2 separate regions of the Mus musculus genome follow, and region 2 is linked to region 1. The links are chromatin loops, found by intact Hi-C in ENCODE. Cell type or tissue: left cerebral cortex. All regions are shown on one strand. Links, peaks and the distances in the headings refer to the core of each region. The heading gives the core; the rest is flanking DNA. Region 1 overlaps Kcnk5 (potassium channel, subfamily K, member 5). Region 2 has its middle 41 kb from the start of Kcnk5.

The links. Peaks named below come from ENCODE experiments on the same cell type or tissue, not always from the same donor. Only the 100,000 strongest peaks of a DNase experiment are listed, where the experiment ranks them.
Region 2: it touches region 1 in a loop (6-fold over the local background); 2 of 42 quality-filtered maps call a loop at or near these places.

Annotation. Positions count from the first base shown.
Region 1 is chr14:20,166,711-20,178,691 of GRCm38, forward strand. All of the region lies in intron 1 of Kcnk5 (potassium channel, subfamily K, member 5), which reads right to left. Among named protein-coding and RNA genes, the nearest start is that of Kcnk5, 9.1 kb to the right of the region's middle. In left cerebral cortex, for the core only: no CTCF peak of the experiment used is centred there; no DNase peak of the experiment used is centred there.
Region 2 is chr14:20,217,001-20,228,981 of GRCm38, forward strand. No RefSeq gene overlaps it. Among named protein-coding and RNA genes, the nearest start is that of Kcnk5, 41 kb to the left of the region's middle. In left cerebral cortex, for the core only: no CTCF peak of the experiment used is centred there; a DNase peak (open chromatin) is centred at 7,355.

The DNA of each region.
Region 1 (11,981 bases), core at 2,759-10,758:
GTAATCCAGATTATGTTATTCAACTGTGTGCAAGAATCCTTACCTCATACCATTCATCGCTGCTGTGTGCCTGCCTCTCTTTGCCACCCTTGCCAAGTCATCTGTAACAGTGGATCTCAAAGTCACCAGGCATGGTGGTAGCACATGCCTTTAATTCCAACACTCTAGAGGCCGAAGGCTCAATGAGTTCCAGGCCAGTCAGATCTTCATAGCGAGTTCAAGACCACCCAGGGCTACCATAGTGAGACCCTATCTCAAAAAGGAATTGGGACAACATAAACCTCAGAGGTCTTTGTCAAAGTGCATGCTACAGGCATGCGGGGCTGCAGAACACCTCCCATGGAAGGCTGACCTCAAGCCCCCTGTCTGCAAGGCCTACTAGGATCAGCAGAAAGAATCCTAAGATCTAAAGATCAACAGATCACCTCCCCATTCCCACCCCACCAGGCCGCTGGGAGGGAGGATTTATTGCCAGAGGCCTTGGGTGGTGACCTGGAGAGCCACTGACAGGTGTGGTAACACCTTTGACTGACTGACTGCCCTCTGAGGCCACTTTCCCCCAAAGCCTTCCCTGCCTTAATTGCTTGCCCCCCAGCTGTAATTGCTCTTCATTGCACTTCCCCACCCCTTGTAAGCACAGATGTCTTAGACAAAGTTGTGTAACTTTCTCTAAAGGGCTGGGCCTTGGCTCCAGGAGGCTGCTTAAATAACGAAGCTCTTCCAGCCTTACAGTTTTTAAGTTTTGTTGCCGGGAAAGAGAGGGGTCCTCGGTGTAAATCACCTCCTGCAACCTCCACGATGGGCAGGAGGTACCAGCCAACCAGCAGCTCTCTGGGTGCAGATTCTCGGGGAGCTGAGCCCAATGCTGGACAAAATCCTTGGGGAGTGGGTTTGGAGGTGGGAGTGGGTCTCAGTCGGAGCGCTTGTGCCCCAGGATCTAGCCTGGCCCAGAAAAACACCCTTCTTTCTGCGCCACTGGGAGCTTCCCCACTAACATTTACCTTTCTTCCACCAACGCTCATCAGCAGGGAAGCCCCGCCCCCAGATCTCAGGGAGGGCCATGTTGGGCAGGTTAGGAGAAGCGAAACATAGGAGGCTCTGCACCCCAAAATATAATCAATACCTCTGTGACTTAAAAAGCAATGTTACAAAGGCACGGGAGTGCTGCAGAGTTCTGACCCCAGAAACCAAGTCACACCTCACAGGGTCACCTGAGGCAGTAGTGAGATGGGAGACAGAGACAGGAGGATTCCCAGAAGCTCACAGTCCAGTTGGCCTGCTGCACGAAGGAGTGAACAAGACTTGTCTCTAGAAAGGTGAAAGGAAAGGATTAACCCCCAGGCTTCACGGTGGCACATGCACACTCACATACACCAACATGCACAGACACACAAGGATATCAAACATACATGTGCAGGTTTAGAAATGGGCTAAGAATTATCTCTGTGAAGAAAGGCCCACAGCCACACCTGCAAGCAGTTCTGCTCCACTGACCAAATTTGCCTCTCAACCAGAAACATCCAACCTGCAGCCCACAGGTCACATGCATCCCAGGAGAGCTATGCATCTGGCTCCACATATTTGCATATTATGTCACGTAATGCCAACAGGTTAGACATCCCTGCAAGACAGTTCTGCCACCAGCTTAGTGGCAGGCCCTTAGCTGGCCCTGGTTTCCAATCCAACAAAGGGGATGGCATGCATTTGTCTATGGAGGAGGAGGATGGAGAGGGCCCCTTCCTGTACTGGGTCCATGGAAGAGACAGAATAAAGGTGTCAAATGAATGGTTCTGCAGACTCTTGGAAAAGGCAAGGTGGAGGGAGGGTAGGGTGAGCACAAAGCCTGCATCTGCAAGCTTTTTAGAAGACTGGGTGGCGTCACCTAGGTGAGATAGGAAACACCCTGCAAACACTTCTGCTCCCTCCCTGTGTGTAGGTCAAGAGGTGGAAAGATCCAATGTGGCTGTGGTCTAGATCTGTCACACCACAGGCCCTATCAGCTAGAGAGGCACCTCCTCTCCTGCAAACAGTCCTGTCCTCACAGCTCCTCCTGGCAAGGCTCTGTAGATTAAACAAGGGCAGGGGCATACACACATACAGGTGGCCTACCCCAGCCCATCCACATTACATTTACCTTCCTCATTTCCCCAGAACACAGCCCAAAGGCATTCCTGAAGGTGCAGGAAGGACCAGGAGTAGGCACAACATCCTCAGAGATGGAGACACACATATGGTGTGTGCTCATGCTTGTGGGTCTTCACGATCAGCACGTGCTTTTTATCTGCTGTGAGACCTGGATATTTCCTTGAAAGTAGAAACCACAGCTTCTCCCTCCAACCCCAGCGCCCAGCAGAGACCTGAAGACCAGGACTTGGCGACCACAACCTGGGCATCCAGCATCCCAGGAAGAGCTTGGGGAAACATTGACACAAAGCACAGCAGGGTGGAGCTGGGGGTGAGCAAGTTTGAAGGGGCAAGGTTGGGTGGGGTTAGCAATTGTCCTAGGGTTTATAGTGCTGTGATAAAATACCACAACCAAAAGCAATTTGAGAAGGGTGGGCTATTTGACTTATACTTCTATGTCACTGTCCATCACTGAAGGAAGTCAGGGCAGGAACCTGGAGGCAGGAGCTAATGCAGAAGCCATGGAGGATGCCATTTACTGGCTTGCTCACCTAGCTTTCTAGCACACAGGACCACTCCAGGAGTGACATCACCCACAGTGAGCTGGGCCCTCCCACATCAACTGTCAATCAAGACAACGCACCAATGGCTTGTCCCCTTGTCATCTGGTGGAGGCATTTTTTTCAGTTGATGTTCTCTTTTCCCAAATGACTCTAGCTTATGTCGAGTTAACATAACACTATCTAGCACAGGAATAAACTCTTTTTATTGATTTAAAGGTTTTTTTTAATTGTGTATGGCGTGTTGGAGTCACGGCACAAATGTAGAGGTGGGAGGACAACCTTCAGGGGTCAGTTCTCTCCCAGGTTTTATCAGGCTTGAGAGGAAGCACCTAGCCCCACTGGGCCATCTCACTATTGTAAACACTGATCATTTCTTTCAAAGTCTGTGAGAGACCAAAGCCTTTACCTGGTTAAAGTCACCTCACTTTGATTTTGTAAAGGCCTGGTCTCTTCCTCATCAGACTTTCACGAGAAGGTACATGCCACTGAGAACCTGGGCACGAGGGAACATGAAGCAAGCGCTTACCTCCGCACTGAACATCTTGAGAACTGGGTCTTATCACACAAGTCTGGGGACAGGGAGATGTGCCATGTTGGGCCCTTATAACTTAAAGGCACTCCAATCCCTCTTCATAGATGGATGGACATGAGGTAATTAAATCTGGCCAAAGTCACACAGCACGAACTAATGTATAGGGTAAGACTAGGACTACAGTTATGATCAGGTTTTGTCTTCACAATGGCTCAAATAGGGGCTCCCTTTCCCCATCCTCAAGTATAGGTCAATTCAGACAATTAGAGGAGCCCAAGGTGTGCAGTCCCCGAGATGAGGCTGGTAAGATTCCAGGTGGCCTACAGGACCAGGCTCCAGGCTACACAATAGAGCCAAGCTAGTCCTTCCTTCAACTATCCTGCATAGGTTCTCACAGACTTGGGACACACATGCCCCTTTGTAGGAAGGACTTGGCTAAACAGCTGCAGTTAGATCACAGCAGGGCATGGGGGAGTGGGTGACAACAGCCAGAAGTACACAGTCCTGCCTAAATATTTCAGCAGGAAGCTTAAATATTTAGATGGGTAAGAGAAAAAAGAATGCATATTGCAAACCTAACCAAAGAGCCCTGGCCACCAAGAGAGCCCCAAGAGTGCTGATACTGTCCTGTCTCTAGGGAAGGTCCAATGTGGTCACCAACCCTGCACAGCCACCACCTAAGGAAGACAGTCCTGAGGCTATCTGGACCCAGGCTTCTCCAGGAGGAGCTTGAGACTGGAAGGGAGAAGTCACATTTTCAAGCGTTGATTATGACCATCAAGGAGTGAACTGAGTTGACTGGGAAGGAGTAGACAATGGTGGGCAGCATGAAGGAGGGCTTTCTGGGTTCCTCTTTGACACCAGTTTCTAGATTAAAAATGCATGACGAGGACTGTGGGGATGTACGGAACAAGATGCCCAGAGAAAGGGGGTACAGAGAGCAACTGATACTTAGGTTCTCTGTTGTATGGTGTAAGCCCTGATACAGTGGAGCACCACTTTTGCATCCCATGGAGGAGACAACTTGCTCTCGGTCACACCCATCAACACCCTGAATGCTTACATTACCCCTGTGCACCAAAAGGTTCTGAGACACCAAGTCTATGTGGCATATTTCCATTTCTCAGCCTCCCTCCCTCTTGCTTCTTCAACCATCAACACAGCCGAATGGACAGCAAAGTGGTTCCAAGCATGAGAACTGGGTGCCAGCCTTCATCACTCTCCCAATCACAAGGCCTCAGACATGCTGTGACCTCTGTGGTTGTATTGTTACTTTTCTTGTTGCTGTAATCAAACTCCTGACAACTTTAGGAAGATGGGCTTATTCTGCCTTTCAAAGGTCAAGAGCATATAGTCCATCACATCAGGGCACAGAAGGCACGGGCATTCTAGTCTTCCAAACTCAATCTAGAAGGCCCACTAAGCTTCTGCTTACAGCAAGCATCCTCGGGCTTCTCTAGCTTGTAGCTCCAAACTCTTATACATTCCTCATGCATACCAGCTCCAAAGACCTACAGGCCAGGTTTATCACAGAAAGGACTCCCCCTCCCCCAATTCCTGGTACCATTTCCCCTTTCTCACTGCTGTTACAAAATAACTAACAAAAACTTGAGAAAGGGAGGGTCTGCAGGGCTGGAGAGATGGCTCGATAGTTAAGAGCACTTGTTGCTTTTGCAGAGGCCCCAGGTTCAATTCCAAGAAACGGCATGGTGGCTCACAACCATCCATAAGTACAGTTCTAGATCTGAAGCCCTCTTCTGACTTCTTGACTTCTGTGGACCGGAAACCAGACAAGCATATGGCGCACATGCATGCCTGCAGGCAATATATATATATATATATATCAGATAGAAATAATTTTTTAGGGGGTCGATTTGAGCTCACTTTGAGGGTACACAGCAGGGGAGTCATGACAACAGAAGCGTGAGGCAGCTGTTTCTATTGTGTCCTTTGTCAGGAAGCAGAGGTGAATGCTGGAGTTCAGCTTGCTTTTGCCTTTTTCTTCAGTCAGGACCCCAATGTGATGCTGTTGCCTATATTCAGAGGTGTCTTCCCAGATCAGCTGAACCTTTCTGGAAACACTCTTAGATACACCCAGAGGTGTGTTGCCATGGCAACTCGACAGTGAAGACCATCACGGTGGTCTCTTCTATTTTGCTGCTGCTTGCTTTTCTGTGAGGTGATGATGGCACCTGGCCAAGGACATTCTTAGTAACAGTCTCCCCCTGGCCCATGCCTGTGTGCTCCAGTCACCAGCTCTACTAACTAACCATGGGCAAGACCAAGGCTTAGTTGACAGTGGGCCTCAGCCCTTTACTTTACCGTGTACATCCAGAACAGCAGTAAGTCCCAGCCCATAGTTCTAGAGATACAGAAAATGGGCCAGTCCCTTGCCTAGCATAGCAAGCAGGAGCCCACAGTATGCTCACAGGCCTGCTACCCACACCCACTCGCCACCCTTTCTTCCTTACATTGGAGAAGAGAAACCCATGTGTCCATGATGCACTACTGGATATTCCAGGTACGCTCACTAACACCAACCTGCTGGTGGCTCCTTGTTGTTCCCCCTGCAGACCAGGGTTCCCTGAGGATAGAGGCTGGGGTTGTTTGTTTGTTTGTTTTGTTTCTTCAGAGTCTGATTTCCCCAGAGAAAGGGTTCTTGCGCAGACTTCTGGAAATGGCAAGTGAAACTTCCAAGGCCCTGCAACCGTGTCCTCCCCTCTGGCCTCCACCATCTGTCACCCATCACTCGGCACGTCAGTCTGCATTTCCCCTCACTCTGCCACCCCCAGAGCAATTTCCTCTCCCCAGCAAGACTGAGCTCAAGGGCTCAAGACCCTCCAGTTGTTTTTTGGTTTTTTTTTTTTTTTTTGAGGCTTCCTGCACAGAAAAGCTGGCCAGCAAGAGAAGCCCCCCACACCACCCGCCCATTGGGGTTTTTGGTTACTTAAGGATTGGAGTTAAGTCTCACAAAAGGCTTCAAGAAGAACTTTGGTATCCTGTCCTTTTCCACAAGAGGACATGAAGGACGGCTGGGAAAGGTAGCCTGGAATGGAGTGTCTGGGTAGACCATCCCAGACCCTGACCTACACAGGAAAAGAGGCACCTTAATGAGGTCTGAGGTGAAGAAGGGGCTAAAGACTATGAGCTTCTGGGAAAAGCCACACTCCCATTTCACCAGAAGCTGAAAGGAAGGAGGCGTCCTTATCAGAACACTCACAGAGTGAGTGGCTCGGCCTACGGAAATTTAATTTCAGTCAGAATATTCCACTGTTTGCAAGTTGTAAATGGCTGTGAAGAAGGAGGGAACTTTCTGTAATGTTATCCACTTCCCCTCTTGAAAATGGCAAACATTTGATGGAGTTCAAATTCCTTGGCTACACTCACAAGGCTCTGTCATCTGACCCTCACCTCTCTGGCCTGTGGCTGCACCTCAAGCACCATGGTGCTAAATTATACCTCTCTGGGGGCTTTGGAAGGGGAAGACCCACGCCATCCTTCCCCACCCACTTTCATGTTGAAAATATTCCATCGAGGGGCTGGAGAGCTGGCTCAACGGTCGAGTGCACTGGCTGCTCTTCCAGAAGGACTAGGGTTTAAGTCCCAGCAGCCACGTAGCACCCCACAACCATCTGCAACTCCAGCCAAGGGATGCAAGGCCCTCTGCTGCCTTCCTTATTCACTACACACACATGATGCACAGACATACATGCAGTTAAAATGCCCGTATACATACAAAAAAAAAAAGACAGTAAAACCGAATATTCAGTTGACAGTTGGGATGTGGCTTGGCGAGAGTGCATTTGCTTAGCATATGCCAGACCTGAGGTTCCATTCTCATCACAGCAAAACTAGAATGCAAATAAACTGGGCTGATATAGGCCCAGATGCTCCAGGAGCGCATTATATGGCAGGACTATTTTTAACTGTTTAAAGGACCTCCATACAGTTTTCCAACGGCGGTGCCATGCTACACATCAAAAGACAAACGCTGCATGATTTCATCTACCCAACAGATTTGAGGGCAGCAACTTCATAAACACGAGCATAACGGTGGTTTCTAGTGACTGGGTGAGAAGGTGGGGAGAGGTGCTGATTAGTGGGAAGTTTCGGTTCTACAAAAAGCAAGGGTTAGCAACTCAGATCTGAGTCACAACAGTGAGAACCTCGTTAGCACTGGATGATGCTCAAACCTGCTGAAGATAGTACATTTGACTTTTTTTAACATTTACTTTTCTTTATTTTTTAATTACATGTGTATGTATGTGTCTGTGTGTGTGTCTGTCTGTCTGTCTGTCTGGGTGGAGGTGAGTGCACATCACATGAATGCAGGTGTCCTTGAAAGCTAGGAAGTAAGGTATCAGCGCCACGTCAGCGCTGGGGGCTGAACTTGGCTCCTCTACAAGAACAAGACTTGCTCTTAATTGCTGAAGCAGCTCTCCAGACTCCATATTTGTTTTTTATAACTAAAAAAATATCCGCGGCCAGCTTCATCTACAGAGTCCTACAAGTTCCAGGACAGCCAGGGCTACATTAAGAAACCCTGCCTTAGCCGGGCACGCCTTTAATCCCAGCACTCGGGAGGCAGAGACAAGCGGATTTCTGAGTTCAAGGCCAGCCTGGTCTACAAAGTGAGTTCCAGGACAGCCAGGGCTATACAGAGAAACCCTGTCTCGAAAAAAGCCAAAAAGAAAAAATATAAAGAAACCCCGCCTTAAAAAAACTAAAAACAAATAAAAAATAAATTCAGGCTGAGAAAGCACCTCACTCGGTGTGGTACACGTGTCTAGCATGTGCTAAGACCTTGTGCACTAAGCTAGCCCTAACATTAAATGCTCTAGGAGGGTCTTCTTGGGCCACCGAAATGGCTGGGTGGGTAAAGACACTTGCTGCCAAGACTGACAGCCTGGGTTTCATCCCGGGGACTCACCACATGGCAGAAGAACAGAGTCAACTTGTGTCCTCTGACCTCAACCACGTGGCCACAGTGTGTGTGTGCTTTCCCCCCACCCCCCACACACTAATGTACAAGGTTTTGTTTTGGTTTGTTTGTTTGTTTGTTTTTTGAGACAGAGTTTCTTTGGGTAGCCCTGGCTACACAAATCCTGGAAGTCACTCTGTAGACCAGGCTGGCCTCAAACTCAGAGATACCTCCTCCTACTTCCGCTTCCTGAGTGCTGGGATTAAAGGCGTGCACCACCACCACCCCTACAAGTCTTTTGGATTCTTTACAGTTTAGAAGTTCACTATGTCTGTGCACGCGGCACTCCATACAGTCCTGAATAGGGTGGCCATCCTTTTCTCTGAAAATCTAAAGCACTCCAAGTCAAACCCTTCTGACTAAGCACTAACGGGACATCCCAAGTGGAAAAGTCTATACTTGACCTCACGATGAACCACAACGCAGGTACACTACAGTCCATAGAAACCACTCTCAGGGTGTTTGTACCTGTTGTACATGAAACAAGACTTTTGTGGTGTGATTCAGGCCCTGTCCTCGAGCTGCTCTTGTGGCTGCAGACACTCCAAATGCATGAAAACCCAAATCACTTCAGACCCTGTGCAGGACTGAGCAGGGGCAGGGTGGAATGGTCACAGACAAGTCCGAGGGTCTCAGCAAACAATGGAAGACACAGATCTCTCCCCGTGCTTCCTGATGGTTACCCACCTCACTTCTGTCTGGAGCGTCCCTGCTGCACCCCAGTTCTGGCCATCGTCTTACATCACCCCAATATAAAGACACTCCTAGGGGTTCTTTCTCAGAAGCCTAGCTCTCTGCTCCCCAAAGTTTTCATTTCCCTTCCCTCCTGTACACCCCCTACCACTAAACACAAACTCACCGAATACAGAGGCTGAGACCAACTTGACAGCAAACCCCTAAGTTCAAGATGAAGGCCTTTGTTTGGCCCCAGGTCAGGGCCAGCCAAGCATGATGTGCAAAACCAAGGAACTGAGTTTCTTTTAAACACCAGTCTATAAATAGGCGAAACCCCAGGAAAATACTTAGAGGTGACAATCACCACCTCCTGCAAACTTTCAAGCTCTCAGTGCATGCGAATTTCTCCCCAGATGGTTCGCCATGACTGTGTCATCTAACCATGCTAATGCTCCACTAAACCTCCCAAGAGAGCTTAGTAACAGTTCACTTTAACTGGTAAAGCTCTAACCAGCACAAGTTTACTAAGGCAGACCTTTTGAGGTAGTGTTGGTGTTTTTGTTGGTGTGGGGCTTTTCTTGTTTGCTTGGTTTTTTTTTTTTTCAGTCTTCAACTTAAGTGTAGCTTTTTGTTTGTTTTTTGGTTTGGTTTGGTTTGGTTTTTCGAGAAAGGGTTTCTTTGTGTAACCACCCTGGCTGTCCTGGAACTCACTCTGTAGACCAGGCTGGCCTCGAACTCAGAAATCTGCCTGCCTCTGCCTCCCAAGGACTGGGATTAAAGGCGTGTGCCACCATTGCCCGGCAACTTAGGTGTAACTTAAGAAAAGCCAAACCATTAGAAATGGTTGTCCTTTAATGGCTCAGCTGGAGACAGAGGCAGGCTGATCTCCCAGTTCAGGCCAGCCTGGTCTGCAGAGTGAGTTCCAGGACAGCCAGAGCTACACAGAGAAACCCTTTCTCAAAGAGGAAGGAAGGAAGGAAGGAAGGAAGGAAGGAAGGAAGGAAGGAAGGAAGGAAGGAAGGAAGGAAGGAAGGATGGATAAAGGGCGGGTTGTCTTCCTTTTAAAAAAACAAATTTGCCCACTTCGAAGCTCTGCAGTTCTAGACTGTGAGAATTCAAGCAGGGTTAGATCAAGGCTCAAAAGACCTAATGACTCTTTTACCAAAGGTGGGTGAGACCAGTGAGCCTCACAGTGTCCACCTTGGCTTGAAACAAAGTGAGTGCTCGTATTAACCCTCTGTTCCCCTGAACTGGGCTCAGAGAAGTTTTTCTCTAAACCTTTCAATATTCTTCGCTTTGAACATTTTGTTCTGAAGTCATTAAACAGTCCACAGTTTTGTTTTTTCATAAATTTGGCGGAGGGTTGGTGTTAGAACAGATGTCAGAATTTCAAAACTGGGATGTATTTAAGGGTTTAACCATGAAAGGAGTTATACCAGGGAGCTGGAGAGATGGCTCAGTGGTTAAGAGCACTGACTGTTCTTCCTAAGGTCCTGAGTTCAAATCCCAGCAACCACATGGTGGCTCATAACCATCCATAATGAGATCTGATGCCCTCTTCTGGTGTGTCTGAATACTGCTACAGTGTCTTACATATAACAATAAATAAATTTAAAAAAAAGAAAGGAGGTATACCCAAAATCCCCTAGAATGTGGTGAGAAGCTGGGAGGGGGTTCAGGGAACGCCAGGGCTCACTTTGGGATACCAGGGCAGAAAAGAAGGCCTGTTGCCCTATCCCAGTCTCAGAAGACAGTGGGACATATGATCCCATCAAGAAGCTTGTTGACCCTTCCTAGGCTAAGAGAGGACACCCCACAAAGTTAAGACTCTCTCCCCCCACTATTCTCTATTCTCCACTCTGACCTGACCTCCTGAGACGCCTCTGTATGAAGGCATAACACTGTTTGTTTAACCTTCTACCTAAAAGACTTAGATGAATTGTCAGCCTGTCAATTTAACTCAGTCCTCAGCTTTCCGGGAGGGAGAAGAAAGAGGGACTTCTAAAAACAGCTGTGCAGAACTGAAGGGTGTACACACAGCTTCAGTGACGGAGACAGTGCCGAGTCAATCAGGCAGCCACACTGGAGAAGACTGTGTGCCTGTTCCAAGGGAAACAAAAAATAGAATTTCCCAGCAGTCCAAAGTCAAGCTGAACCAATTAACTCAGGTCACTTAGAGACAGCAAGTCTCCTGCGGTGGGCTGGCAAAGGTGGATATTGCTGTAGGGGAACCCCCAAGACTGGAGCTGTTGCCCTTGTGGCCACTTTAACTTCCCTGGGTGTCAGTTGCCTTATCTTAAAGCATGAGGTCACCATAAAGCACCTGAAATAAGCAGGTAAAGTACTTGGCAGGACGCCGTCCGCAGAGAGCACTCCATAAAACTCAGAAAATGCTAGCGGCAAGAGCTCCCTGCTTCTTCTATTCATACCCTCTTACCGGGAGCCCTACCAAACTGCTCATTTTGCAGATGAGGATATTAAGGCTAAGGTAAGTTAACTGGTTTGATGAGGAAATGCCCCAGCCAGGAAGCACTAACAGCTTATGCCTCTGCACAGAAGAATAATGTTAACCACAGTGCTCAGCACAGTAGATGCACTCACTATACATGCCAATTTCACTTGCTGGGTTTAAAAAAAAAAGAGGAAAATACATAAACAGCTAGAATAGCCAGCCACCCAAAAATCTGGTAATGCCAAACAGCAAGGCACATGCCTATAATCTCGCATCCAGGGGGCTGAGGCAGGGTGCTTAAGAGTTCAAAGGCAGCTTTCACCTCGTACCAGGACCCTGTCTCAATCCCTAAAATCAGTGGAGCATATGCATCTTTATTTAACCCCCAAGCTTGGGAGGCAGAAGTAGACGGATCTCTGTGAGTACATTCTATGCACGGAACCAATTCCAGGACAGACAGAGCTACATAGGGAGACCCTGCTTTCATAAATAAATAAATAACCAAATAAACAGATTCATTAATGGCAACTAATGTAAGAGCTGCAGATGTGTCTCAGTGGGTAGAGTGTTTGCCCTGGGTTCCATGCCCAACACTGCATTCACAGTGGGGGTACCATACATAAGAGCTGAAGGTTGAAGGATCAGGAGTTCAAG
Region 2 (11,981 bases), core at 2,601-10,600, 50 kb after region 1:
GGCTGTGAGTGGGTTGGTAGTGGAAAGGGATGGGGTGAGACACCGCACACTCAGAAGTCTGAAAGGAGTCAGCCAAGACCTAGGCCTGATTCAATCAACCTGGACCAGAATGAGGGTGGGGCTCCTCTCTGGAGGCATCTCACTTTTCCACTGCCTAGAGTGATTCAGAGCAGGACAGACCCCCACCCCATCCCCACCCCCAGGGTGGGCTTTGCCAGCCTGGCCTGGGGGAAGCTTCTGCCCGGTTTCTGTGGAGTGGGACAGAACTGTGTGTGGGATGACTACCCACTGTCCAGTTTAAAACCGAGTCTACACCTACACTTCCTTTTAGTGTGTGTGTGTGTGTGTGTGTGTGTGGTGAGCACATGTATATACATGCACGTGCCAGAGAGCACAGATAGAGATCTGAGGAGCAACCTTGAGTATTAGTGTTGAGGTTAGGTCTGTTGCTACATATTGTAATGCTAATTCTGTACCAAAAGGTCTAGGCCTCGGAGTGAATTCTCTCAGTTACAGACTTTTGTTGTGCAGATCTTGTTCCTTGTTTAAAAAAAAAAAACTATTAAAAAAATAATTGGCTACAGACAATGACTGGAAGGATTAGAGGTAAGTGGGTTTTGAGTTACAAGGTTGGGGGTAGAGAAGAGAAAGCAGAGACCAGGAGGAGAAGGAAGAACAAAAAAAAAAAAAAAGAGGAAGCCATCATGAGAGGAGATGGACCATGAGCCTGTGGCCAGGAGAAACAGCAAGTATCTGGGGTACACTGCTGGGGAGGCAGCCAGGTCAGCAGTTAGAAAAGTACCTTAGGGGTTACTCCCCAGTAATTATCAAAGCCAAATAAAACAAATCAGAGCCTGGGTCTTACTTATCTGTCACCTAGTTGAGGATAAGTTTAAATTGGTTGTACTACATGTTAGTCCTCATCTTCCAACTTGTTGGCTTTTATTGATTTATGTACTCATTTAGGTATTTATTCATATATTTATTTATCTATTTATTTTTGTTTAAAATATTTTTAATTGAAAATAGTTTATTCTATACAATATTGTTTAATTATGGTTTTCTCTCCCTCAACTCCTCCCAGTTCTTCCCCACCTCCCCCCATCCAGATTGACCTCTTTTCTGTCTCTCCTTAGAAAACTGGGAGGTAGGCATGGCGACACAAGCCATCTCAAAGATCCATAGAGTGAGCTCCAGGACAGTCAGAGCTACACAAAGGAACCCCAAAATAAACACAGAAGAGAAAATAAAATTAGCAGGCATCTAAGGGGTTGTAGTATAATAGTATGTAATGTAATAATATGATAAAAAGAAAAAACAAGCCAGTTGAAATAGAAAGAAACAAACAGAAGGAAAAGGGCCAAAGAAAAATCACAAGAAACACATAGACACAGAGGCACACACAGCCACACCCATGGGAATTGTATAAAAACACAACACCAGAAGTCACAATATATACTCAAAGGGCCTGTAAGGTTTAAAAGGAAAAAGAAAAAAAAAAAAAAAAAAGCCTTGACAACATTCTCAGACACAGAACTCCCGAAGATGCTCTTGAGTTCGTTTTCTTGTTGGCCATCTACATCTGGGCATGTGCCCTACCTATCCTCAAAAGCAGTGTTTAGATCCAGATATCCACCAACAAATGAATAGATTTAAAAAAAAGTGCATTTACATAAAGAAAGTTTACTAAGCTGTTAAAAACAAATGAAAATATGAAATTTGCAGGTAAATGGATGGAACTAGAAAAACAAAGTCATCCCGAGTGAGGTAATGTGTTCCCAGAAAGACAAACATGGTGTGTATTCAAAATACTTATATGTGGATGTAGATGCTAGCTGTAAGGCCAAATGAGACCCAACTGCAATCCACAGAACCACTGATTAGGTAAGAAAGGGACCGGGTGACAGGGATAGATCTCCCTAGGAATGGAAAATAAAATAGATAGTTATAGATGAATGAGACAGGAACAGGCTGGAACTCGAGTATCAAAAGGGGAGGGAGGGAAGAAGGGAACAAGAGAAGTGAGTGATACGGGGAAGGAGAGCTGAAATTAAGGAAGGAGTCATACAGAAACCTGATACAGTAGAAGCTTCCTGAGATATACACATATATGAAGGTGCAATAAATGAAATTGCCAAATAACAGGGAAGACAGAGCCCCAACTCTTGTCACCAAATGGAAATTCCAGTACTTGGAATGGCTTATATCTGATTTAATTGTTGACCCAAAAGGTTCCATGGGAACCTCCAAACAACCCAGGTTATTGCCAAGGTCACTTTTCGAAAATTGACAGCAAGAATCTATTGTTGAAGACAATACCTCCACTGTTGTTCACTTTACACAGAGAGAGCACGCTGGTGCCCACTTACAGCCTTGACCCTTATGGGCCGGTGTTATTGGGAGCAGAATGCACTCTGCATTCTACCTACCCAAGGAGAAAGGTAAACACCAACCCAGCTCTGACCTACGATGATGTCCTGCCTGCTATATACACTAGGCCGACGGTGGCACAAAGCTGTGGGAGTACCCAGCTAATATCTGGTTTGAGTTCAGGCCCATTTTATCAGCTGGAGCTCCTTGATGCTGCTTGGATGAGCAAGAACCTGAGAGTAGATAACCCAGGAACCTAGAGTAAAACCAAGTACTACTGTTATGAAAAAAATAATAATGATGACTTCTAATGACATTCTGCTATACTCCTCGTTGGATTTTAGTTTTAAAGATTTATTTATTTTTGTTTTGCATTTTGCCTGTGTGTTTGTATACCCCCCCACCTTCAGGGAGGAAGGCGGGGATTACAGACCCTCAGTTGTATCCAACTTTTACACGGATGAGAGTAATTTCCCCATGGAACCATTATCTTCCTAGAGCCTCTGTCTGTCTGTCTGTCTGTCCTTCTTATACATGCACACCATGTTCCCTGCCCCTAGGCTTCAGCAATAATCGTTCTTTACTGCCATCCTCAATTCTTAATCATTGACTAGAGCTGGTCAGGTGGGGTCCAGTCACTGATGAATGCAAGAATCATGTGGTCTGTGGAACAGATGCCAATAGAGACTCCTCTGCCCTCTGCCCCCACCTCTGCAGCCTTTCTGCCTTGGGCTCCTTTCCAGGCTCCACCCACCCTTGCTACTGACCCTCCCCCACACTCCCACCCCAGTTTTGAGACTCTCACTAGCCTTTGAGGTTAATCTGGGACTTGCTATATAACTCAGGCTATTCTCCCAGCCTCTCTGTTTGTTTATACTAGAATAAACACACACACACACACACACACACACACACACACGCACACGCACACGCACACGCACACATATACATACATGATGGTACATGCCTACAATCCTAGCACTCAGGAGGTAGAGGCAGGAGGAACAGAACTCAACGTCGTTCTCAGTTACATCATCATCATCATGGATGGATGGATGGATGGATGGATGGATGGATGGACAAGGGATGGATGGATGGATGGATGGATGGACAAGGGATGGATGGATGGATGGACAAGGGATGGATGGATGGATGGATGGATGGACAAGGGATGGATGGATGGATGGACAAGGGATGGATGGATGGATGGATGGATGGATGGATGGATGGACAAGGGATGGATGAACAGGCAAATGTGCCTGTAGGGGTGACCCTGAGTAGCAATTCTCACCAGGAGACAGCAATGGTCCTATGCTTGCTGCCATCACATCCAAAGACTGGCTGCGGGAGGCAGATGATCCAGTAGTGCTGATCCCTCCTTGCCAGTGCCTCAGCCGCAGCTTGTTGGTTCCAGTTGGAGAAACGGGTCCCCCTGGGTCGTGGGATGGGCCAGGGCTGGAAACCCAGTGGGTAGGTGAAGGAGATTGTCATGAATGAGAATAAGCCAGCATTCTTACAGTGAAGTGTGTGTAGTAGGGGTGGGGGCAGGAAGGAGGGTGGTGGAATGTTCTGGAAGGAAGGAGAAAGGGCACAGTACCCACAGTCCACAGGTCCTCATCACTGCCTCCTCTCCTTCCTTATCCTCTCTGTCTTCCAGGCTTCCCAACCAGCAAGTCTTTCCAGATTGTCAGCAGAGCCCAGACCACACCTTAGCTCCACAGCCGCTTTGAATTTATGGATGCAGTTAGCTATGGTGTTTACTCTCCCTGCCCCTCTGTATTGTTAACCTCCCCTCCCCCAAGCTGGACTCCCCTTGAAGGAGCTCTTTGTTTCCCCCTTAGTTGTAGCTTTTATCAGACAGCAGTGGGGGTCAGAGGGTTTGAGTGGCAGGCTTCGCAGGCAGTCTGGTGACTGACTGTCTTGGTGGGTTTAAAGAAAACAGAGAGGGCTGAAGCACCCGGGGAGATGCGTCCCCACGCCCCTGTAACTGAGAAACAATACCACTCAATATTCCAACCGGCTGGGGCTGGAGCGATGGCTCAGAAGTTCAGAATGCTTGCTGCCCTTGCAGAGGACCTGAGTTTGGAGTCAGCACCTAAGTTGGGCAGCTCTCAACCACCTGTAATTCCAGCTCCAGAGGATCTGACACCCTCTTCTGGCCTCCTCAGGCACCTGCACTCACATGCACATAATTAAAAATAAAATAATAAAATCTTTAAAATGCGTCCGTTCCAAAGGCATAGATTGTTGAGGTTTCTGTTTCCCCCAGCTTGCCCCTTAATTTTCCAACTCTGGACTCAACACAATTACCAGTCTTCTTTCCATGTGTGCGTGAGAGAATATACATATTGGTGTGCACAAAAACCCGGGCTGTAGGCTGTAGGCTGTAGGCTGTTGCTGCGAAGCCTGAAATTCTGTCTTTGATTCCCAGGACCCAAATGGTGGAAGGGGAAAGTCAACTCTAGAAGTACAACATAGACACACAAGATGAATGAATGAATGAATGAATGAATGAAATGATTAAATTAAATGGACATTAAAAGTGTGCAGCCAAGGGGGCAAGCATCTGGAAACTTCTGAAGGTGAGTGAGTACTTGCATGTTGGAGACGTGGTGTTCCTAAGCTGCTCTCACTCATGACCTGCTGACCATGTTCACTTACAAGCTCTTGGGAGTGCAAGTTTGGGAGGGAGACACTGGAATGAAGACATACTCCTATTATACAGCAATGGGGAGAAAAATGGATATAGCCGAGACATGATGATACCTGCCTGCATAAGAGACAAATCACAATGCTCCATTTTCAGTAGGAAGTGTTCTTAGAGCTTATTACAGGTGACCAGGGGATGCTGGGCCTCTCTCCTGAGCTGGTGCTGGAGCAAGCTTGTCTCAGAACTCTGAGAGCTGAGAAGTTACAGACAGTCCGATACACAAGATTAGAAAGGGAGGCAACCCCAAGGCCTGGAATCTTCATTAGACAAGGCTTTGCATCTTGAACTAATAGGATGGAAAACTTGGGAAGGGGGCTTTCCAGAAAAACTCCAAGACTGTGACTCTCTAAAGCCTTCAGCCTATAGAAAAAAAAAAGTCAAGAACCTCTCAAGATCGGGGATTTTAAAAATCTCAGGCTTGCACCAAACCAGCAAATCAGACATTTTTACCTATTCTTTATGCGAACATCCTTTCTGTAGACTTGTATGTTTAAATCTGCTTCACTTTCCCTAATCTTTTTTCCTTCTTCTTTTTGAGGCAGGGTCTTACTAGGTAGCTTGGACTGGCCTGGATTCCCTAGTCTTTTTTATTTATTACAGCATAAGGGTCTTGTTTCTCATATCTGTAATCCCAGCTCTCAGGAGGTTGAGGTTAGGAGAATCCTGAGTTCCAAGCTAGCCTGGTTTACACTGTGAAGCCCTGTCTCTAAAACAAATACTCTCCACCCTAACCACCACTACCCCCAAACCAAAAACAAAAGGAAAGCAAGAAAAGGGTGAGTATGAGTGATAATTAGGAAGCCACTCAAAACTATGTTGAATTAAAGAAATAGCACTGCATTGAAGACTACTGTGAGGCATCTCATATCAAATTCACACAGGACAGGGGTTAATCTACAGCCTTTGGTACTAGGAGGGTTTCCATTCACAGGTGAAGGGGTAGTGATGGGGGAGATAAGTAGAGGAGAGCTGTGTGCCATGTGCTTTTAGTCCCTGCTTAAGCTTGGGACTCTGGAGGGTAAGATCTACAGTGTAGAGATCAGGAAAACCAGGGTGGGTCATGAAACTCATGGCCAACAGGGAGTTTTGATTCTGAGAAACAGAAACTCAGTAGCCACTTGACAGTCAAACTCCTCACAAGGCCTAGGCTGAGCCAGGCTGACTAAAAGGCTGGTAAGGAGGCAAAGGTCTCCTTTAATGTCACAGCCATCCAAGCACCTGCTGTGGTCAAGTTCAGGCCTAGCTCCTTCAGGATCTGAGATCCGTGGAACTTAAACCATCCGTGGGAGAAGGACGTGGCAGGGAGATAAACAAGAACACAATACCTACCTGAGTCACTCCCGGAAGCCCAGAGAAGGAAGTGGGCATCTGGTGTGAGCTGGGCAGATAGCACCACACTGGAAGGGCAGGAACTAAGACACTGGCCCAGGTGTTGCCGGTGGGTGGCATGACATCTTCTGGGACTGGAGGGCAGGGAAGAGCTGGGCATTCTGAGGAATTGCTTTGGCTTTTATCTGGAACTCAGTCTGTGTAGTGAGTGGGGCTGGGAGAAGAACTCATGGCAAAGCTCTGCCTGTTGCTTCTCCCACCCAGCACAGGAAGCCAAACAAGGAGCTGAAAGGCTGCCTCTCTGGAGGGACCAATAGGGCTCCTCCCGCATGGTGAAGAACTGAACAGGAGAGAGAGAGAGAGAGAGTCCTGGGACACTCTGCAAAGAGCCATCTAAACATTACCAGCTCTCTCTCATCCAATGGCTTCTGCCTGTAGCTCACAGCAGGTCAGCCCTGTGGCCCCTACCTTCAGCTCCTTTTTTTTTTTTTTTTTTTTGGTTTTTCGGGACAGGGTTTCTCTGTGCAGCTCTGGCTATCCTGGAACTCACTTTGTAGACCAGGCTGGCCTCGAACTCTGAAATCTGCCTGCCTCCCAAGTGCTGGGATTAAAGGTGCGCACCACCATGCCCAGCTACCTTCAGCTCTTAATTCCCACTTTTCACTCCCTGTTCCTGTCTAAAAGGCTCCTTCCTCAAAACACAAGTTCTTGGCTCTTGGGTTTTCTTCATCATCTATTTTCCTCTGACTCTCTCTGTCTCCATCTCTCTTTGTCTCTGCTTCTGTTACTCTCTCTGTCTCTGTGTCTCTCTGTGTGTCTGTGTATCTGTCTCTCTCTCTTTCCTCCTCTTTGTCTCTCTCCCTCTCTCCACCCTCTTGTTCTCAAAGAAGCAGATTTTTTTTTTCCTGGCTGAGAGCCCAGCTGCCCAGCCCGAGATTGTACAAGCCGATCTCAGTCTCTCGCCCATCTCCGGTTATGTGGCAAAGTCCCAGCAGATGCCACTGGGCCACCAGATGCACTTTTCCTTTCTTGCCTCTGGGGTGTGGGCCTACCAAGGCACCAAAAGCCTTCACCCCCATCCCCTGGAGCCTTTTTTCTGGAGCTAAGGATGGAACCCAAGGCTGTGTGCAAGCTAGGCAGACACTTTACCACAGTGCCCCACCTGTAGCTTCTTTAAAACTCCTCCAGCCCCCTCAGGAGCCCCTCGCTTCCTCGTGCGGGTGTGCCTCCCTTTCCGCTATGAGGACACAGAGCAGTAGGGCCTGATCTACACAGGCGTCTTGACCCTTGCCCACAGGGCCGAACAGAGAGGACAGACTCTGATCTCTTCCTGCTCCCCAGCTGAAACTTGGCACAGGGTAGGTTCACAGAATTCGGCAGACGTGGAGATAAGCCAAACTTTTTGGTCGCCCATGGAAAAACAGGTTTGAGGAAACTTCCAGCTTATTTGCATATATTAATCCTTCAGAGAAGGAACAAGCTGGCAAGTAGGTGGTGGTGGTAGGTGTGTGTGTGTGTGTGTGTGTGTGTGTGTGTATGTGTATATGTGTGTACATCTTTTGAGCCTCAGACTGGGACAGGGTGAGGAGACTGAGGGTCCCAGGTCATAGAATATAACTAAGGTTGTGTCCAATGTGAGGAACGTGTAAGGACCTCTTTGCATTTCATCCTTTGGCCCCTTCCCTGCTTCTCTCTGTAGTGCTATACTGATGGTTTCCATAGTGACTCTATTTGCACCTGCAATGAAAAGTGATTGCTTTCAGTAGAGGCCTTAGAGATCTTAAAAGTCTTCTGGAAGGCAGCATTCAGTGGCACAAAGGTGACTCAGAGTCATTGCAGGATGGATGGACCTTTTGCAGTAAGTAACACTGGCTACTGTAGGCTGAACAATCCACTGCCTGGTACTGACAGCTAAGCCTGTCTGTCCTTGGACATTACAGAATTGGGGAATAGGGAGACTGATGGCTTGTTAACTGTCTTGCCAGATAGCCTTAAGCAAATCAGCTTACATCCCTGTGACTCAGTTTCCCTGTCTGTAAATTAGAATCTTGGAACATCCGAGGGGATGTGCCTATGAAAATTAAACAACACAGGAAGGAATGAGGAAAGTACCTGAGCGAGTGTCAGGGTCTGTTTGTCAGTTCTCAGAAGAGGGGATCTGTGTTACCCAAGCAGGCCTGAACCCTGTGAAATTCCCAGCCTCCCAAGCAGCCGGCTTCTATTAATAACAGTCTAAGTCCTTAATCAGTGCAGGGAAACCCATGGGAGCATGGTGTCAATGGGGCCCAAGGAGCTTTTGTGGTAATGGCTGAACAGCCATTAAGTGGATCTGATGCAGACAGAAGCTGCGCATGCAGGGTCCTTTTGAGACTATTGTTCAGACTTCGGACTCTGCTTTTGAGTCTACACAAAGGCAGCTGTGTGGAGAGAGGCCCAGGGATGGAGCAGAACACATCAAGAATCCAGAGCTCCCAGTCTTGGGGAGGGCTCTGGGGTACCTGGGATTTGGAGGGCTGCCTGTCCTCTAGAATTATGAGTGTTTGGACCTGGTTTCAAGGTAAATAAGCATAGGATTAATACATGCAAATGCGCTTGTAACTGGACCTATCCGGTCCATAGACCTGTTTTCCTGAGTGCCCAAGGTGCTTCGCAGCCGGGAGACTTCCGTGTGGTTCATGCCTGTGATTTCAATACTTGGAAGGTCAAGGTGGGAAAACTGTGACTTTCCCAAGGAAAAAGGAAAAAAAAAATATCAGAAAGAGGGAGGGAGAGAAAGATAGAGTTCACTCAGGAAATAAAATAATACCGATTTAAACATCTCTTCTTTATAGTTTGTTGGTTTGTTTTCTCTGGCTTCAAGCTCTTGGCTCCATATTACAGGTGGATAGAGAGACAAGTGGATGACGTCAACAAAAATTAAAGAAAACAAAAAGACACAAGTTCAATTACCTTGGGGTTGAGGTCGGAACACTTTCACAGAGATCAGGAATTCCTGCTGCTGGCTGTGGAGTCTCAAACACTCGAGCCAGATGCTCAGTGACACTTCTCATGTGTCTTTCTTTATTCTTGAGTGTGAGTATGTGTACATGCTCGTGTGTGTGTGTGTGTGTGTGTGTGTGTGTGTGTGTGTGTGTGTGTGTGTTTGCACCGGCTGCACCCTGAGGTCAGTGCACTGACTGCACGCTGAGGTCAGTGCACCAACGGCACCCTGAGGTCAGGGGACAACCCCAGTGCCATCCCACGCCTGAGTTTTGAGTCCAGCACACTCACTAACCTGGCCATGGAGCCCCAACAACCCGCCTGTCTCTGCCTCTTCAGTGCTGGGATCACAGGTGTGGGCTCCAGTGCTCAGCTTTTTTACATTGGTTCTAGAGATTAAACTCAGGTGCTCATGTTTCCAAGGCAACCAGTACAGCTCAGAGTACCCTCCGCCTGGGGACAGGTCTCTGCAGTAACTCCAGGTCCAACTGTTCACCTCAGGGAGGGAAAGTCTGATAAAGATTTTATTGGAGCTCACTGTTCCCCTGAGTCTCTAGCTGCTGTCAAACTGTCCTGCCTCTCCGTTGCCGGTATTTTTTATTTTATTTATTTATTTTTTTTTTTTATTTTTTTTTGCCGGTATTTTTTAAAATGCCTGCTCTTGGCCCCAAGCCCAGTATGTTCCCCAGTTATTCCTTTCTGACCCCCAGTTCCCCTCCCACATCTACGTTTCCCTCAGTGCCCTGTTCTTTATTGAGTTTTTGCTAAGCATGCTGATCACTAGTTCCTGCTACAGTGCAAAGGCTGACCAAAGTGCATGGACATTCACAAACAAAATCCTTAGAAAAGCAGGTTAGCAATGGTTTCAGCAGCTCATCTTCTTGGTGCTATAGCTTGGATCTGCAGCATTGCCCAAATACCCTAGTGTTAAAGGTTTCATCCCCAGAGGGCTATGGAGAGGTGGTGGAAAGTTTAAGCTTCCTATGGCAGGTGTTCTGTTATGAAACATTGGGCTAACACAGGCCCCAAAGCATCAGGCAAGTCACAGTTGAACCTGCTGAGGTTGTAAGCTGATCTTCATCAAGGATTTCGTTATAGTCACAAATACTAACTAATGTGCTAGGAGGTCAATATGAAGGGGGCAGGATCTTGCTTGTATCATAAGATCAATTTCCAGTCTTGAATTTTAAATTCTTGGATGACCTTGAATAAGTCACACATTCTAATTTTTGCTTTGTGGGCTGTTCTGGGACTACTGAAGGATACTAACTCAGCCTCCATGTGCTGTATAGACTGCCTTCCACCAAGCTAGTGAAGCTAACCTGACTGTCATCATTCAGCAACCCAGTAAGGGGGTCTTAGTTTCTTCATGAGGGTCCCTAAGGACATATTGGCTATGTTAAATCCAAAGGAGCCCGTTAACGCCCTGCAAAGGCTGTTTCTGCAATCTTCCAGGTGCCACTATCCTCCTTTGGCAAGTACCTAGCCCAAGGCTGGCACCCAGTAGACACCTGTCTTGTCCAATGTTAGCTCCTGTCCCTTCCCTACAGGGCAAGATTCCAAGCAGACATTTCTGCTATGGCCAAGTGAAGATTCTTGTCCCCAACCCCTGGTACTTGCAGTCATCATAATTTATCTAGAGTGCCTGGTTCTTGTGCCCAGTATCTAAGTATCCGTTTCCCTGGAGGCTGAGGGATGTGACAGCATCTGGGAGGATAATAATCTCAGTTCCCTCAGGTGCTAGCTGTGACACTCGGGCAGGTCATTGTCCTTCTCAAACCCCATTGTCTCAATCCTATAAAACAACAGCAATAATAGTTGCCACCTCACTGGATAACAGGAGACTTAACAACCAGCTAGATAACCTTAGTGATAACTTTTCAGATTACTGATGAATGCTATCCCAAGTGGGGACATCTGGGTGGAACTACCCCCACCAGGATTTCACAGGCCTGGACACCATCTCTGAATAATCACAGGGCTGCCTCAGTGGGAGAGAGGTAGCTTGAGTTCTTTCCAGGACAGCAGGACAGAGTGTCCTAGAGACTTATCTAAGAGCCAGGATGGGGTTCTAGTTCAAGGTTTGCAAAGTACACGTTCCCTTGGGCTGCAGCAGCTGTCATCCCTGGCAAGGCCTTCTGGTGATGAAATGTGCCCACCCTGGGCGGAGCCAGTCAGCCACTGCCATGGCCACCACACCCCACCCCTCCCTGCTCCACCCCACTAAAGAAGCTCAGAACGGCGTGTCTCCTTGTGGGTTTTAGCCTGGCCCAGAGCCAGGGTCCAGGTGCAAGGGTGGAGGGTCAAGTAAAGGGAGGGAGCCAAGGGAATCCAGGGACAACCCCCAACTCTGCTCAAGAGAGGCTTCAAGACCTTAGACAGCCCCCTCCGTGCCCACAGCTTTGTTTCCAGATACGTTCAAAGATCCCTGTCTTCTTGAGAAGTTCCCTGCTCTCAGACTCCTGGGGAAAGGCACAGGTCTGGAGTCCCCTGTATGTTGTCCCTACTGCCACCACCACCACACACTTGCTGCTGAGACAATTGGAGGTTTGGACCCTGTCTTTCTCTGTTCTTTCCTCTCCTCTTGTCCCCA